Regions from separate parts of the Homo sapiens genome. Here region 1 is linked to region 2. Evidence: read pairs that join two places in POLR2A ChIA-PET (ENCODE). Cell type or tissue: GM12878. All regions are shown on one strand. Each heading gives the region's core, and the rest is flanking DNA. Links, peaks and the distances in the headings are about the cores only. Region 1 holds the start of RNU1-2 (RNA, U1 small nuclear 2). Region 2 has its middle 2.7 kb from the start of TRG-CCC4-1.

What was found. ChIA-PET counts read pairs that join two places held together with the same protein. Peaks named below come from ENCODE experiments on the same cell type or tissue, not always from the same donor. Only the 100,000 strongest peaks of a DNase experiment are listed, where the experiment ranks them.
Region 1: POLR2A ChIA-PET joins it to region 2 with 11 read pairs; 3 of 35 experiments call an interaction of 5 or more read pairs at or near these places.

Annotation. Positions count from the first base shown.
Region 1 is chr1:16,894,555-16,897,463 of GRCh38, reverse strand. It overlaps RNU1-2 (RNA, U1 small nuclear 2), which reads right to left and starts at 1,484; the gene lies at 1,321-1,484. RefSeq lists enhancers at 256-1,188, 1,189-2,122 and a silencer at 1,367-1,446. In GM12878, for the core only: no CTCF peak of the experiment used is centred there; DNase peaks (open chromatin) are centred at 850, 1,243 and 1,664; H3K4me3 peaks cover 665 bases; H3K27ac peaks cover 677 bases.
Region 2 is chr1:16,679,606-16,682,514 of GRCh38, reverse strand. No RefSeq gene overlaps it. Among named protein-coding and RNA genes, the nearest start is that of TRG-CCC4-1, 2.7 kb to the right of the region's middle. In GM12878, for the core only: no CTCF peak of the experiment used is centred there; no DNase peak of the experiment used is centred there.

The sequences.
Region 1 (2,909 bases), core at 174-2,673, 210 kb before region 2:
GCCGGGTTCAAGCGATTCTCCTGCCTCAGCCTCCCGAGTAGTTGGGATTACAGACCCACACCACCATGCCCGGCAATTTATTTTTATTTTTATTTTTAGTAGAGACGGAGTTTCGCCATGTTGGTCAGGGTGGTCTCGAACTCCTGACCTCAGTTGATCAAAAGTAGGTGATGTCAGAAAACATACCCTGGGAGAGGCTGGCACAATGCCCAGAACCGCCATCGCTAGGCCTGGGGTTTTCCTCTGTAGTGGAATACTAGTATTCATGTAGTTCAGGGACAAAACCAATTAGATACTTCTGGGAGTTAAAAAGAAATGCATTTTCAGTGCCATTTGAGAAAGGGTATTAAGGAATTTGTCAGGGTACTGACGCGTGTCAGGTATAAACCGCAGGTTGAGAGAGAGCTAAGTATTTTCTGTCCATGAAGGTGATAAGCGAGGGCCTGAAGAAAGAGGGACTGGGGAGGACACTGGCACCAGAAATAGGAAACGGCTGCTTGGGGGTGGGAAGGATGGGTCTGGGTGCTATCTAGAAAGTTGCCTGGCAATGGATGTAGGATGTGGGAGCGAGACATCAAACAAGAAGCTGTCGCTTAAATAAAGTCTGAAGAAACACTAGATATATGAACTGCCGGAGATAGTAGGGAAACTGTACCTGGCTCCTCATAAAACTTCCCGCCTTCTATCTCCGGGAGGATCGCAGGGCATTTCCGCCAAGACAGGTGAGACTGCGGTTCTGACCTACGGGCCTCCATGAATATGCGCGAGGGCACCTGGGGGCCGGCAGAGCCGTTCCCCTACGCAAAGTAAGCGTGTTATGTCTACAACCCAACGGGGACACTGAGAGCCCCAAAGGCCCTGCTTTCTTCCTGGAGAACAGCACCCATCTGCGTAGTTTCTACCTGGCTCTATGAGGTGAGAACACACTCCCCGCTAGCACAGAAATCCTACAAACTCCTGTGGGGGCTGCGCTTGGAAGCAGAGGCTGTGTAAGAGGTGACTTGGGGGGTAGGGAAAAACAGGAAGATTTTCACACAGGGTGAGAACCCAAGAGACTGGAGACCACGGACCAATCCCTGCAAAAAGCAGCCAGGGTAGAAAGGGAAGAGCTGAGCGGACTTCACGATAGCTAATTTGTGTTACAAAGCCGATACGGCTGATGCTCGCTTTTTCTCCTATGGCGTGCAGGCGACATGTTACTTCCTATTCGCCAGCCCTCCACTGTAGGATTAACATTTAAGACGCCAACCAAGACACAAACCAAAACAAAAAAAGATATGACCCTTAGCGTACAGTCTACTTTTAGAAACTCCAGAAAGTCAGGGGAAAGCGCGAACGCAGTCCCCCACTACCACAAATTATGCAGTCGAGTTTCCCACATTTGGGGAAATCGCAGGGGTCAGCACATCCGGAGTGCAATGGATAAGCCTCGCCCTGGGAAAACCACCTTCGTGATCATGGTATCTCCCCTGCCAGGTAAGTATGAGATCTTCGGGCTCTGCCCCGACACAGCCTCATACGCCTCACTCTTTACACACACGGTCACTTGCCCCGCGCACTCCCGAGCCCTTTCCAGCCCTGACACACAGCTGGGATTCTCTCTTCCGATCCGCGGTCCTGAACCCGCTCCCAGGGCAGGGGAACTCCTTCGTGGCGAAGCAGCAAGTGGCGAAGCAGCAGCCTCTGCGCTGCCTCATCTACATAGAAGTCGCCCTGTCCGTGATGTCACCGACAGTGCCTTGCCCAGTCCCCGTCTGCTTTTCTGCCACTCAACTGACCAATCTGCTGCCAGAGCCGCCAAGAGGAAGTGACGTCTGCCTCTCCCTTTTTCCCTCCCGCCCCTGCGTCTGTTCTCTCCCAAAAAAGCTGGTCCTTAGCCTGTGTTAAGGAGCAACCTTTCGGTGGCCAGATGGAGCCGGGGCATCCTTCTTCAAATAATGGCTTTTAATTCGCAGACTAGAATGTTTCGGATTACAGAAGAAACCGGTTCTCTTCACATCTTTATCCCTGTGATGCAGCATTCCACTTGCAATTGGAAGCCGAGAGAAACCATGTTTATGAAAGTAAAGAGGCTGCTCAGATGACTGCAAACCAGCCTTCCTTACTGGTTTTATCACTGGTAATGTTATAAAGACAGTTGTCCAGTTTCATGAATCTTGTAGGTTTTTTTTTTTTGATTTTTTTTCCAAAATCAGTATTGTAGAAAACTATGCTGCCCCAGAAGAGATGATTGGACACTCTCAAGCGTGGTGCTGGACTTTGTCATCTCTTGCACAGCCATCTCCACACCTTAGTGCTTACCTCATGTTAGTTTTTTATATTCTGCAAAGACGAAATCAAAATAATCCAAATTTGACACAAATACCTGGGCTACATCTTATTTGAGATGTTTAACAATGTCTGGATCATCTTTTCTTATATATTACGCAGGAAACACTGTGAAGTAAGCAAAGTTGGAATGCCCAAGTGAAAGACCATTTGAATATTTACAAGTAGATTTCAGACAGGAATACTACAGGGTGGTCACAGGATAACAAATTCTAGGCAGCAGATTTACATGACTTGAGGCTGTGGGCTGTTAAGACGCTGAAAAACCAGGGTGTGGACCAAGCTGGCTAAGGCTGAGTGGACCCAATGTGGTGCTGGATTTGACGGAGGTTTTACCTAGGCCCTCATTATATGCTCATTAACATACTAAATCACACACCCGCCAGTGCCATGACAGTTCTGAGACCAATATTTGATGTAAAAATGGATGGCACCACAGTTCCGAGAAATCTCCACCTTTACCCAGGAATTTTCATGAACATTCCACTCCTTGGTTAAAGAAACCCATCAAGATGAAACCCCAGAATCCATTGTTCTCTCTTGGGTATGCCTGAACTCCCCTTTCTTGAGTGTGTACTTTT
Region 2 (2,909 bases), core at 130-2,629:
TCTAGAACAAGCTGGTTTACCACCTCTCTTTAAGTTTTGGTTTCCCCAGTCAGTAAAATAGAAAGTGGTGAAACCTAACTTGTGGGTATAAGGAGGATAAGAAATACTGTATTTGAATGCCTAGTACAGTGTCAGGGTTGAATAAAGTACGACTTCACCTTATTCCCTAGTAATTATTGTCCTCATGACCAAACCTGCCTCCTCTCAAAGGCAGTGGCCACAACAGCACATCCAACTTTTATTTAGGAAGACATCTTTGTCTTTTTTCAGAGCATGAGGAGCACAGCAGCCGCAAGGAAATGGTCCTGGTGGAGGGGCTGTGCTCTGAGCAGGGGCGCCGGGGCTGAACGCTGGCTAGTTCCTCTGAGAGGAAGCCCTTGGAGAATGAACTAGGGAGGCAGGAAGAGTTCTGGGTATATGGAAAGTCAGAAAACATCTGGGTCCTATGAAAGGACATCAAAGATCTGAAGGCCCAGCTGCAGAATGCCAACAAGGTCATTCAAAACCTCAAGAACCGGGTCCAGTCCCTCTTGGTTACAAGTGATTATTCATCTAGTCTGGAAAGACCCTGGAAGCTGAGAGCTCCTGACACCCTGGAGGGGTCTTCACCTCATAGTGTCACTGATGAGGATGAGTTGTGGCTGTCTGATGGCACTGGGGCTTTCTACTCTCCAGGACTTCAGGCCAAAAAGGACCTGAAGAGTCTCCTCCAGAGAGTATCCCAGCTGGAGGCCCAGCTCCCAAAAAATTTATCTAGGGACATATAATTAACATATATATAACAGTTGAAGAACAGTGGCATGGTAAATTTTTGTTTTGTTTTGTTTTGATACAGAGTCTCACTCTGTCACCCAGGCTGGAGTGCAGTGGTGCCATCTCGGCTCACTGCAACCTCTACCTCCCAGGTTCAAGCAATTCTCCTCCCTCAGCCTCCCAAGTAGCTGGGATTACAGGCATGTGCCACCATGCCCAGCTAATTTTTGTGTGTGTTTTTAGTAGAGGAGGGGTTTCACCATATTGGCCAGGCTTGTCACGAACTCTTGACCTATGATCTGCCTGCCTCAGCCTCCCAAAGTGCTGGGATTACAGGCATGAGCCACCACGCCCGGCCCATACTAAAATTTTTAGTGCGATACTTTATCAGGGTAGAATTTGCTGTTAAATGCCTCCTATGGCTTATGTGCCAGAATTCAGTTTGGGGGAGTTCCTTAGAGATGTTCTCATAGAAATCTCTACAGAAGCCCCCATAACTTATCATCCACCCTTTCCTCTTCTGTCCTGCATTAGGAAATATGATTCCCTGATTCAGGATCAGGCCCGGGAACTGTCTTACCTACGGCAAAAAATACGAGAAGGGAGAGGTGTTTGTTATCTTCTCACCCAGCATGCAAAAGATACAGTAAAATCTTTTGAGGATCTCCTAAGGAGCAATGACATTGACTACTACCTGGGACAGAGCTTCCGGGAGCAACTGGCCCGGGGAAGCCAGCTGACAGAGAGGCTCACCAGCACACTCAGCACCAGTAAGTTGGCCACAGGGCTTTGGATACTCTCAGTCACCCCACAGTTCCAGCCCCTGGTGGCCACCACATCTCCACTGCAACTTTTTAACGTAGGGTCCTGTTTCTATTTCATTTCCTGGGGCTAATATAGGATCAAGACTGCTCAATGGGGAGCATGGAGAGGAACACACAGGGCTGGAGATGCCATGGTTACAACTCTAGAAACTTCACCACTCATGGAATGTGACCTGTGGGGCAGGGGAGACATCTCTCTGGTGCTAAGAGGGAGTAGGGGACATGACATGGAAGGGCCTTGTTATAGGAGGAAGAGCCGTGAGCTAAGAATTGCAAGACATCGAGGCGCTGAGGCCAAAGGGTCCGTGAGGAAACAGGCGCAGCTCACGCCCCTCGGCCTACGGGAGGGAGGGCAAGGAGGGTTCTACGGTTCCTGGGAGGACGAGAAGAGCCAAGAGCCCCGACGGCCGGCGCCGGGGAAAAGGCCCCGAGGCGGGGTCCGCATCCCTGGAAGGGCGGCGTCCACCCTCCTGAGAGGCACGGGGCGCCCAGGGCTCGGAGGCTCAAAGCCCGCCGGCTCCTGCAGCTTCTGGGAGCCGAAGAGTGTCAGCCGGGAGGATCCCGCACACGGCGCTTAGTTCTGGAACTGCATACCCAGGGGAGGATGCGGGAGCCCGAAGCCCGGGTATGTGTCCCCGAAGCCCGGGTGTGGGTCCCCATGGTTTTCGTGTTGGGGGTGGGCGCGGAACGCTAAGCCTGGGCCTATTGGGAGCCATAGTCTTCTTGATGGCTGGTGCTTATTGGGCTTTTTTCAGTCGAATTTCGAAATGCAGTTGAATTTCTTACTTTGGAAACGATAATAGAAATGGCTGATCTAAGATTTTCATGATGATATTTTGCCTTTTTTGGTGCATATGCAGTTTCTGTGGTGTAGTGGTTATCATGTTCGCCTCACACGAGAAAAGTCCCTGATTCGAGACTGGGTGGGAACGTCGTGGTTTGTTTTTTTTTTTGTTTGTTTGTTTGTTTTTTTGGTCCCTAAATTTTGTGAGTTTAATCGAGGTTGGGAAACAAACAGAAAAGTATTTGAACCTGTGGCTACATTTTAGACCTCCTCAATCTAGACAGATTGTTGACCAGGTACAATTTCCACTGGTCTGCCAGCAAGAGGCCTGCTTAATATTAGCTTTGGTTCCAGAAATTCCTTAAGATTCTCTTTATTCTCTTCTGTCGCCTGAATTTTCACAGGCTGACACTGAAAGTGGATGACATCTTAGCGCATTTCCTAAGGGTCCCGCTTGGTTTGGCTTTACTCTGGTAAGTTGCAGATCTGGCTGATTTGCAAGACAACAAAAACAAAATATTTTTTAAAAAGGTTCTAAATCTGCATCT